Regions from separate parts of the Homo sapiens genome. Here region 2 is linked to region 1. The links are chromatin contacts, found by Hi-C in ENCODE. All regions are on one chromosome and are shown on one strand. Each heading gives the region's core, a stretch centred on a gene start or an enhancer-like site at or near the end of the contact. The rest is flanking DNA. Distances are from core to core; before and after follow the strand shown. Region 1 overlaps RORA (RAR related orphan receptor A). Region 2 overlaps RORA (RAR related orphan receptor A).

Region 1 (5,988 bases), core at 1,793-4,292:
TCCACCTCCTCCAAAGCAATGAAGGATGAAGCTGCCAATTTGAGTCTGATGTTTTATTTATCTGGACTGGTAACTTTATGTATGGTGTGTTTCTCTGTTTGGGCCTCAAGGCCGGTTAAGCAAAAGGCGGGAAACATAAATAAGTAATGGATGGAGAGGGCTGTCCATTTATAGACTCTCGACAATGACCTGATTTTCTGTTCCAGTGTAAGCATTAGTGTTGCATTAGAGTAATATGTAGCCATAGATGTTTTCACTGGTGTATTTGGTGGTGATAATCAGGAGAGACATATTCATGTTCTATTTTTATAATAAAAATTAAGAAACCTCAGGCCACACCAAGGGCCCTTACTGGCAGCATGGACACTGTGGGTTTGAACAGTCCATTTTCCTCAGCTTGTGTGGGATCACTGTGTTCTTTTCTGCTCTCCTCCAGTTTCTGGTTATTATTAAACAACCCTTTGTGAAGGATTAACTCTGGCTTTTCTCCCAGCGAGGAGATGTCTACACAAAGCCAGAATATCCAGCCAATTACAGGCAAATGGGTTATTTGGTGTAGTGCAGGAACAAATGACTGGTTGGCAAGCCAATTCTTCACTTTTTGATGGTTTCCTTTGGCATGGAAATAGTCCTCTGTAGTACACAGTGTAAATGCTTGTGAGCATCTTTTTATTCATTCATTCAGAAAATATTTCCTGAGGGCCCCCTGTGGGATTCATTATTTCTAAAATGGGGATAATAATAGTACCTACTGCATAGAATTATGTGGATTAAATGAGCTTATAATGTGTAGAGGTTTTAGAACAGTGCTTGGCACACAGTTAACGGCTTAGACAACATAAGCTTGGCTGTGGAGTTTGTATTTTATAGGCAAGGAACAGGCAGTGCAGCCAATGGCATAGGTGGATGTGTGCTTTAGAAAGGTGCTTTCTGTGGGAAAGTAGAGGACAGATTGTAATGGAGCAGAGCCTGGAGGCAGGGAGACAGTCATACCTCTTGTCCAGCCAGTGATGGCTTGAGGGCTTTCATTTGCCTTTCTTTGGAGTAGCCAATACAGTGGTTCTCAAAGTGTGGCTCCCAGACAGGCAACATCAGCATCACCTGGAAATTTGTTAGAAATGCAAATTCTTGAGCCAGTGTGATGACTCATTGACTCATACCTGTAATCCCAGCAACTCAGGAGGCTGAAGCAAGAGGACTGCTTGAGGCCAGTAGTTCAAGACCAGACCAGCCTGGGTCACATAGTGAGACCTCATATCAGAAAAAAACAAACAAACAAACAACAACAACAACAACAACAACAACAACAAACTCTTGGGCCTTATCCCAGAGCTACTAAGTCAAATACTCTGGAGTTATGGCCCAGCAATCTGTGTTTTTGTTTTTTTTTCTTTTTACAAGCCCTCCAGAGGACTCTGACCCTTGCTAAAGTTTGAGAATACTGGTCTAGTCTCTTGAAGGAAAGTGGAAAAGAGAACTTTAGCAATGTCTTCCTTTCTGCTCCCCCATTTGGCCTCCACTGGGCCAGCATAGGGCAGGTGCCAAGCTTTGGGAAAGGTCTCCCTGCATGAGGCAGGCAGCAGTCTCCTTGTTAGCTAGTCACACGGAAGCAGGAGACTTGTTAATGTAGATCAGGACTGCCTGTTGAGCACAGCAAAACCAAACCTCAAATCTCCTCCTGGCTTACTGCCAAGAGGGCACTGTGACCCACCCCTATTGATGCATATGGTGTGGAGCTGGAGCTGGGGCTATGCTAAGTAGGTGTTTCTTTACCGAACGACTGTCAGCTGCAAGACTCCAATGCGCTTCTCATCACTTTGAGAAATGAGGGAGCCCAGCCTCTCTGGGCCCTTCAAAAGCAGATGTTGCATCTGGTTTGTGGGAGTCTGTGTGCACACACCCAAAGACATTTCATGGCCAACAGAATGGATCGCACCAGTGCCTCTGCTTTTTCCCATATGAAAAGCTTGTGTCTGGGCTGGTTTTTATTACTGATGTGCAGCCACCTCTGGTATGAAATACCACAGCTGTAGATAATTTTAGAACATCCATCTAGATTTTCTAAATTCATTCATTTGTTCATTAGTACAGATGTGTATACCCTGGCATGATGGGAAATTGAAAGGGGAATAAGACATCCTCCCCCACCCCTCTTCCTTTAGGAGTATGCCATCCAGGAGGAGAGAGAAGTCATCCACACAAATGCCTGCGATTCAGAATAATGCGTTCTATGTCAATAGGAAGGTACCAACAAACTGTGATGTGAGAGATCAAGGGGGCTTCACAAGAGAAGAGCTGCGGAAGCTGCTTGGAGGAGGAGGTCGCATTTGATCTGAGCCTGGAAGCGTAGGCAAAATTTCCAGAGGCAAGGAGAGGGCATCTCAAGAAAAGGGCACTGCAAGGGCACAGGGAATGGGAAATGCACAGTACATTTAGGGAGAGTGAGTGGTCCAATTTGCTGAGAACGTAGGCTACAGGGAGAATAATAGAGGAAGCTGAGGCTTAAAAGATAGATTGGGATTTGAATACCAGGCTAAGAAGTCTGGACATGATTCCATAGGCAGTGGGAGCCAGTGGAGAATTTGGGTTGGAAGATTAGTATGATCATCATGGCACTAGAGGACAATTGGGCTGATGATGAAATTGGGATGGGTAATACTTGAGGCCCACAGTAGGAGACTTGCTCAGGGTCACAGCCCTGGGAAGCAGCAGAATCAATACTAGAACTAAGCATTCTGTGTCTGCAAGTTCATGACTGTGGGGGGCAACCTGGAAACTCCTGGGTAAGGAAGAGGAGTAAGTTTTTAAGTGAAAGGTTGTCTGACGTAGGAAGCCATCAACACTCTTCAGGGATTGAGGGGGCAAGAGAGAGCCAGGCCACTGAGAGAATTCAGCTGCTTTTCTGTTCCACACTCCTTGGTTCCTTATCAGAAAGAGCATTCATCCCTTTGCAGACAAACACCAGAGGTCCTCAGTGTCACATGCCAGCCAAGCTCAGAGCATCTCAACAATGCCAGGGAGTCTTGGCATGGGGCTGGGCCATGGGCTTGGTTCTGACTCAGAGAAGTCGGAACCACCTACTGAGTCATTTGCAGGAGCTGTGGTTTCCTGGGAGGTTTCCCAACCAGTTACCCACCCCGCCAAATCGCTGGTAGCTTGCAAGATCTGAAGGAGCCGCAATTCACAGTGCCAGGGCTTCAGGCAAACTCAAGCTGCATATCTCGAGCTGTTGCACAGAAATTATTTCCTTGCACTACATGGAGAAACTTGGCCCTTGGTAGTAACACGTAAACAAATGAAACTTTTTAACATACCTGTTACTTATTTGATCTTAGGGAGATCTCAGTTTCCTTACCTATGAATGAGCTACTATGAGTAAGCAGCTGTGATATCTGAAGGAATTAATGGTTTTTAATGGTTTCTCTTTAGGACGGTCCAGAATGACCCAGCCCTAATCGTGGCTGAGTTTACAAGACACTGCCTTGGAATCTGGTCCAAGGCAGCTGCTCATGGCATCTCCATTTCTTCTTTGAGAAGCTTTACTGCTTCTCAAGCAACCCCACCTTCTCAGGTCCCTCAGATTTTCCCCTCATTAGTAATCTTGGACATTTCAAATACCATGAATTCTTTCTACTCCAAAGGATTGGTTTTCAAGGTGAATTCAAAGACATTGATACTGCTTGTTATTCCAAATAGAAGTTGCCCATCTCCCTCCAGTATAGGATCTTCATTTAAAAAAAAAAACTCTTGATTCAATATTTTTCTAGATATTGCTTTGAGAATTCAGGATTAGAATTGGTACCATAATCAATTCTAGACCCTAATTTCTGGCATTTCATTATGTTTAGCTGCAGTGCCAAGTTGAGGCAATGGCTTAACATGGCTCCCTGACATGGTGTTAATATTGAAGGAATCAATATTTAGCTGGAGAAATGAATATTTAGCTGGAGAACTCAGCCAACTGTTTTGAGTCTGAGCTATCAGCCTCATAAGGCAGAAGAGCTTAGGGAGAAGGCTGAGGTTTTTGCCAGACCATGTCCCATCTCTTCCTGCCCTTACATTTGCTTATGAGGTCCTCACAGTGGCTGGTGGCCTATAAGGGGGCCCTTCTGTAGAACTCTGTGTGTGCCAGAAGAGGCAGCTTTGGCCCTGTGCAAGACACTCTGGAGCATTAAGTCTTGGCATCAGCCATGCAACTCTTGATACCAGTGCCTGTTTTCTAGAGGCAAAATAAGGACACTTCATGAGAAGAAAGGAGTAATCAAATGTCGGAGACTTGAAAGACTGCAGGAGTCTGGGAGATTGGCAGGGCTTAGCTCTGGAAGCTGAAGCCAGGCCTCTTCTCTCTTCAGCTATTCCTCCTGCAGCTATGAGTTGGGATTCTGCTTCCCCATGGAGCCAGAGGAGTGAGTAAGGAAGAGTGCTTGGGCAGGGAGGGGCTGTTCGTGGGTGGCAGGGCATCCAGTGGAGGCCTGTAGGCTGCCCTTCACTTCTGGGACAGGGGCTTTGTGCCTCTGGGCAGTGAACAGCCTACCTCCCAATGTGCCTCCGTGCCTCCTACTCCTGTAAGCCTGCCTGGCCCCACTTATGGACCTGGAGCCTATCTGCTGCTCTAGGCAGACTCACCTTCTCTTTCCCAGGTGGAATTTTCTCACAGACAGGGAGTTCTTCCCCAGACCCTGGACCAGTCACTCTTCCATGTGGTCTTCCCCCTCTTCCCCCTGCCATTTAAAATACACATTTAAGGGGTAAGTCCCTCTCATAACACTGTAGAAAGGGAACACCTACACCCTTTTACCCTCAGAGAACAGACCACTTTCTGTTTTTCAAGGGCCACTTTTATCCTTAAGCAAGACGTAAGAGGCCTCATATAGGCAGATGTGAGGCCATTTCATTTTAGAACATACTGGTTTTGCCCCACCAGGGTCGGTCTCTTGGCTCAGAGATAAATGATTGGGAATCTCTGCTCACGGACCTCAAAGTCTACAGGTGAGCAGATGAGCAGGTGATGACAGTCACCACATACAAAGTGTAACCACAGAGGTGGGTCCCATCTCAACAGGGCAGACAGTGGGAAACCTACCTTGGACACTTCAAGGAAGGAATTCAGAAGTCTAACTTCCTTCAGTGAATTGGGCATAATGAGCTACAAGGCTGTTGCATTAATTCCAAAGTGGGAAGGGAATGGCTGGTGTCCGGAAGTGTTCACATCTGCTAGGGGAGGCTGAGGACTCCTGGCACTTTGCATCTATAGGTGTTTTCTACAGCTTCATAGTGGGCCACCTGGTGTTGGGTCACTTGTATATTTGTCTTCCCTCCCTGTATTGGGAGACCATATGTAATTCTCAAAGATGCCTCCCACCGTCCCACATGGAAGGCACTTAAGAAATTGGATCTTTCTGTCTCTCGGCTTATATAGACCTTGAGAATGGAGGTGGGAGGATATGCTCCTCCCTCTTCCTGTTTAGAAATGACTAAATAGGGCACACTCCAGGGACTTGGAGTATTTCTTAGCTGGAAAATAGGGTAGAGTAGGAGGAGACTGGCATATCAGGTCTTATGTTGAGCTTTTTCGTCTGTATCTACTATGCAGAATGATGGGCTAGAGCTCTACCATCTAAAATGGTAGCCGCTAGCCACATGGCTATATAAATTTCAATAAATTAAAATTAAATACTATTAAGAAATTCCATTCCTCTCTCACACTAGCCAAATTTCAAGGGCCCAACAGCCACAAGAGACTAGTGGCTGCAGTATTAAGTAACACAAATAGAGAGCATTTCCATCATTGCAGAAAGTTCAGAGGCATGCACCAGAGACTCTAAGCAGCACGTGTTGATCCAAAATGTGCTCCATAAACCATATGCGTCTGAAGGCAAGAACAGAGGCGAGCTTGTCAAAATACACATTCCTGGGCTCCTCCCTAGACTTCCCAGGTCCGTATCTCTGGGGGCTGGAGGGGAGGCCTGGGAATCAGTATTTTAGCAA
Region 2 (5,988 bases), core at 1,210-3,709, 120 kb before region 1:
AAGTCACACCTACCACCCAGCAGCTTTGGGATAAAAATGTAATGTAGTCTATTTTACTTTGAAAGGATTCCTTTATTTACTTTGAAAGGATTCCTTTTTCAAGAAATAGCTTTGGAGAAAACAAACAAAGAAAATAACCAAAATAAACTGTCCCTAACTCCTTTTCCTTGAGTATTGAATTTTCTGAAGGAAACCCTCCCTGAAGAATGTTTATATATATATATATCATGAAGTCTAAACACTCTTCATGCTGTGTAGATTCTTAACGGAGCACATTTGTTTGAACCTATGCCCAACGTTAACACTACTTGATATCTGGCTACAAAAATACCCATCAGCTGTGTCGTCTCCCTGTAGCCCCTTGAAAAGGGAGAAGCAAGAATTTGTTTTCTTGAGGCATTCTCAAAGACCGCATACCCAGGCTTTGTTGCTGGGATTCTACCTCTTTCTCCTGGTCTTTGCTCTTCCCTGGACACCAGATCCAGATCCAGATCCAGGTCCAGGAGGGACCAGGAAATCAGGAGGGTCATCCTGGCATCTGCCCATTTGTAGCTGATCAGAGCCTTCATGGCAGCCATGGAAATCATCGTGAAACTGTATTCACAACCCCGTGCCTTCTCGCTGAGCTTTCTCTGCTGCCCAAGGGGTTACCTGTGTGAGGCCTAATTACATCTGGACAGGCAGGCGGCAGAGACAACCCAGGGCCTTTGTCCTTTTTGTCAGTGTGAGTCAGTAGGCTACCATGGAGTCTCCCGGGAAGGGGGTGGGTGTTGGGGGGCAAAAGCCTGATTTTTGTGTTCAAAAAAAAAAATGTTTTTGCAGCTGACAGCTGTATGCAAACAGTAACAGTACATTACAATGAACACCTTAAAATATGAGGAATCAAGACTGTTGACTTTGGGTGAAAAGCGAGTGATTCAGGACCAAGTGATTGAGTAGCTCCGATCAGGTCTGGTTTTATCTCTTCCTGATAACACAGCATTGGTTGTTACAGGGACAAAAGCAGGAGTGATGTATTTGGCTAAATCTTTAATCAATAAAATAGATTAAGGATCATGAATATGGAGTTTTCTTTTCCCCTTAGGATACTTTACTTATACTGTGCTACAATTTAGTCCCAAAGCACTTTCAGTGAATTAGGAAAAGCTGTCACTTCCTTAATCTTGTACCGGCGAACAGCTAGGTCAGCGAGGTACAGGCTGGACACTTTTGTGCAGGGTACATCCAAGCCAACTGTACGTGGCATGCTGCTGAAGTTTTCATCTTCGCGTCTTTCTTCCCTGTTGGTCTCTTTGTACCTCTTTTCTGCTTTTGTCTTATTGATGAACTGTATAATACCAATCAAGAGTGCATGGAAATATACTATTACTTACAGTAGAAACAGTCAGTGAGGGAACCAACTACTCAGTCTCAAAATGCGCTCTCAGAATATCTGGAATGTTTCCCACAGAATTGGTGATGTGTAGAAACAGGCTGTCTTTGATCTGGTAAAGCAAATCCATTTTCAGAAGCTACAATCTGATAAATATCATTCATCCTCCATTTCTCTCCTGGAGTGATGTTTTCCTTTCTTACGGAAAACACATAGCCATAGCTTACTTGTATCAGCATCGTACGATACTAGAACCACTACGCGAAAGCAGTGTCAGTGGCACCACTGGAGTTAACTGTAATTCAAAGGAGCAAAAGCATTACGTATGAGGCTTTCCCATCCTGACTTCTAGAATTCTAGCTTTCCAGTGGACCTCTTGCAAGGAATCTGAAATAGAGAAAGAAACAAAAATATGTAGTATAATTTCACCAGAGTTTTTCCTCAACCTTAATAAGGCTTAAAAGGCCTTTCCCTCCACTGCTGTGTTTGGGAGTGGAGGAGAGTTCCTATTAAATGAAAACACTGATCATTCTCTGTGTGCATAAGCTGCACCCACATAACACTAATGGTTAGCACCTTTAACTCTTGCACTCTGGGATGTAGGACAGATCCTCACCAGGCATCCTCTGTCTTTTCTGTTTCTGACTGCAGACGATAGCATTTCTATTTAGTTTAGAAAGCAGCAGGTGCTGTGTGCATAAGACTTCCAGGCTGCACAAGAAAGCAAGCAGGTTATTGCAGCCACAATAGGATGTAAGAGGAGGTGCACCCTCCCTTTCTGCTGAAAGGCAGAAATGGAGGAGGGGAAGTGTCTGTTGTATGTTCCTTGGTAATTCGTGCTGCAGAGTTGGACTGCTCCCTCTTAGCTTGAAGACACTCATGTCCCCTGAGGCTCACGGGAATGGTCAGTGAGGCCACAAGAAATGTTTTGAAGCCCAGGCGGAGACTTCAGATTCCTTTGCATGTAGAAGTGTTGGCCAAAAATAGCAAATACCAGTCCTTTCCGAAGCCTCTCCCACTCTCTGGGATGCAGACAGTACAGGCAAGCATCACTAGGTGGCACAGCTGTCCTGGTGTCTTACTCTCATGGAGCCACACTTAAAACTGCTGTGGGATGCTTTGATGAAATACCCGATAGGATTCCTGTCCAGAAGGTGCCAATACAGAGCATTCAGGTCAAGTGGAGGATTCTTTTCGCAGGGGATCACTGGATTGACTCTAGGAGAAAGAGAAGCTATGCATGCCGCAAACACCTGCACACCACCATTCATCCTGCCCAGGCTGCTGCTGAGTGGAGCTCAGGCTTGCAAGTTTGTGGATCAGTGTGCCCCACAAAGCGTGCTTATCTCTGCCTCACCCCCTAGGGGGAGTGGGGATAGGGGTAGTGGAAAGTAGGTAGCCAGCCCCTACTTTCTGCTGTTCCCACTCCAAAATGTACATATTTGTCAAAACCTTCCAGATTCCTTCTGAGTGGAGGATGTGGCAGTATCACCTTCTGTCTACCCTGAGTGCCTCACTCCCCTCTTCCTTCTGCCATCCTTCCACACCCTGCTCAGATGCAGCCTTCTGAAGATCAGTCCAGCCCACGATACCCTCCCTGCCACCTGAGGTGCCATAGCATTACGTTGTGTGGTTGTTGAGTCAGCAAACATGGGCTGTGTGTCAGAGCCTAGAGAGCACTACCCTCTCCACTACTTCTGTCACCTCTGGGGAAATGCAGAGGATATATGCTGCCCCTAAGCAGCAGCCACTATAACGTGGTGGTTAGCTGACCAACAGACTTGTTTTGGCTCTTGTTCACCACCTACTAGGTATGTGCTTTATTTTAATAAGTTAGTCAACCTAAGACTTGGTTTCCTCACCCATAAACTGGGATAATAATAGTACCTATTCATTATGATAAGAATTAAAGAGCAATCCTTCATGGAAAGCAACTGGGATGGTGCCTGGCACATAGTAAGTGCTCAATAAAGCAGGTCTTACTCTTATCGCAGGAGAAGGTATCACAGCCAAGACCAACCCCTGACTCTTGTGACTCTGCGCCCTGTGTATGTTTTACTCTTACACATGCTTGCATTCTTTCTACTATGCCATATTGCCTCCTCTTAGTGTTTAGAACATCTCTTGCCCCCCAGTTGTTTGTGCCTTGAGTTCTCTTTTTCACAAACTAGCTTGGGAGCTCCCTGAAGACAGAGACCATATAGAATTACACAGTGTCCTTCTACTTTATTGTCACGATGCTTTAAGAGAGTTATTGACTGTAATTATTAAATTCTAACCATGGAAAACTTCTCAATGTTGACTTTAAAAATTGTTTGAAATTTTTTAGAATTATTGATATCATGAGTGAAGTAGGTTCCCAAACTATATTTCAGAGGACAAAGTTTGTACACGTTTTCCGTAAAGGGCCAAAGAGTAAATATTTTAGACTTTGTGAGCCACGGGTGCGTGTCTCATGACTCATCGCTGCGGCTGCAGTGTGAAAGCAGCCATGGACGGCATGTACACAAATGAGGTTGGCTGTGGGCAGTGAAAATTTACGAAAACAAGCAGTGGCCAGATCAGACCACATGGGCAGTAGTTTTCTGACCCCTGCTCTAGGAGGTGATAAAAAGTGTTCAGGGAAATGGGTTCTGTGGTCATATCAAACGTGTTGGCTATATATTGATTTGAGTCATCTCACTGCACAGCACTCATTACCATATTAAAAGCCTCTGAGAAGTCCTGCAGTTAAGAAGTACTTGGGCCGAGTGCCGTGGCTCACACCTGTAATCCCAGCACTTTGGGAGGCTGAGGCAGGCAGATCACTAGGTCAGGAGTTCGAGACCATTCTGGCTAACACAGTGAAACCTCGTTTCTACTAAAAATATGAAAAATTAGCCGGGTGTGGTGGTGTGCGCCTATAATCCCAGCGACTCAGGAGGCTGAGGCAGGAGAATCACTTGAACCCGGGAGGCGGAGGTTGCAGTGAGCTGAGATCATGCCATTGCACTCCAGCCTAGGCGACAGAGGGAGACTCCATCTCAGAAAGAAAAAAAGAAAAAAGAAAGAAAGAAGTACCTGTAGCTTTGTCTGACCTATAGTTTCCCCACTTCCGTAAGTGTGGAATATATTGTCCATAGCCTATCAGTGCGTTAACATCCTGCAGACTGGTACTCCTCATGCTACCAGTTAGAAATGCTGGATTTTTTTATGTTGACTCACAAAAGTCCACCTACTGTATTTTTTATGGTAGCATCTTTGCATTTATAGTATTATTATTTTCGTTTGAGGACATGGACTTGTATGATCACTGAATTCTGCAACTTTGTGTTTGTCCACCGAAAGAATTTGGCACCTCATCAGAAACGAGCCTCATGCATTAAATCCAAATGGGAGGATGTTAGACGGGGGGATATCACCATGCTCATCTCTGTGCTGAGCTCCAACGTAAGTGGGAGTTCTGAGAAGCCGTGTGGTTTAATACATCTGTCTCCTTGGCTGCTGTGCCAGCTTTTCATGACAGTGCTTTTCATCATCTGAAACATGTAATTGCTTTTGACGACAACAAGAGAATTGTGGCAGGAGAACTCTCCGCAGTTTCCGAAAACACTGAGCCTCCAGCATTTCAGGTCCAGTCAACTTCAGCAGATGTGGTGTTGGGACACGAGGGTGTTCAGATGTGTGGGGGTGTCCAAGGGGGAATGATTCAGAGCCACTGCCTCAGTTTTTAAAGTAAGGATTCGTGGATAGTCTTTGTCCCCAGTACAAAGGCATAGCGGAAAACCAAAGTGGAAGATGGTGTGGAGGAAGAGGTTCAAAGGTGATTTTGTTTTTTGCATCAGGATGATCCTTGACTGTGTCTGAGGCCAAAAGTAAGTCTTGACTCCCATGAAACTCCAGGAAATGGCCGGCACTTGAAGAGCCGTAAAGAAGCAGCCCAGACCTCACTCTCCTGCCAGCCCCTACTTAAAACCACCCCTTAGGCTTCCCACACAGATGAGAATTGTTCAGGGGGACTCTATGGGTCCTGTTGGACTCGACGTCAAAGTGTCCTGAGTCCTGAGCTTATGACATTTCTACAACTGCACACAGCAGCAGATAGTCCCTGTCAGGCAGAATAATCGGAAACAGGCTGGCTTCTCCGCCATGACGCTCACCGGGCTTTCAGGGCAGGGGCTGTCACGAAGATATCTGGGGTGTGGGGCAAAAGGAAAAACAGTTCCCCCGGGACAGGAGTCTTGTCCTCTCTGCCGTGTGACTCTTGACAGAGGGCAGAGACCCTGCATCTGGAGTGTGCCTGTGCCTCTCTCACCTCCATGGTCTTGCTGAGCCGCTAATGCCTCAGAAGGCCTGGCTCACTGGAAAGATGAAACCAGGACACAGTGTTCAGGTCTCGTTTCCTGGGATAAAGTGGGTACTCAGGTAAGCAGAACTGGATAACCTAGGAACAAGTTATCAAAGGCTTACGCATGAGAACAGGCCAAGCAGACCTGCATATAATTTCATCAGTAACACCAGCATAATCTTACTTAAAGTATTGTTGATATTATTTAGTTTCAAATAGAATTTAAAGGGAAGAAGTATGAAGGATAGTGACTTAAAGTACACAGAAACTGTTGTACAGTTTTGAACAC

The links. A loop is a pair of places that touch in the nucleus more often than their neighbours do. Pooled maps may share reads with other maps.
Region 2: a map of MCF 10A shows a loop between it and region 1 (15-fold over the local background). The contact joins two enhancer-like sites. A Hi-C loop is called at or near these places in 7 of 168 maps with a recorded cell type or tissue (MCF 10A, PC-9, Right ventricle myocardium inferior and 3 more) and 11 of 50 pooled maps.

What each region holds. Positions count from the first base shown.
Region 1 is chr15:60,929,790-60,935,777 of GRCh38, reverse strand. All of the region lies in intron 1 of RORA (RAR related orphan receptor A), which reads left to right. Among named protein-coding and RNA genes, the nearest start is that of RORA-AS4, 170 kb to the right of the region's middle. RefSeq lists an enhancer at 2,634-3,833. Within about 2 kb of position 3,042, at least 3 of the 41 ENCODE cell types and tissues checked have a DNase peak (open chromatin) inside an H3K27ac peak, as active enhancers do.
Region 2 is chr15:61,048,087-61,054,074 of GRCh38, reverse strand. The region is part of intron 1 of RORA (RAR related orphan receptor A); the gene reads left to right. All of the region lies in intron 1 of LOC107984805 (a long non-coding RNA gene), which reads left to right. Among named protein-coding and RNA genes, the nearest start is that of RORA, 180 kb to the left of the region's middle. RefSeq lists a silencer at 3,952-4,111. Within about 2 kb of position 2,459, at least 2 of the 41 ENCODE cell types and tissues checked have a DNase peak (open chromatin) inside an H3K27ac peak, as active enhancers do.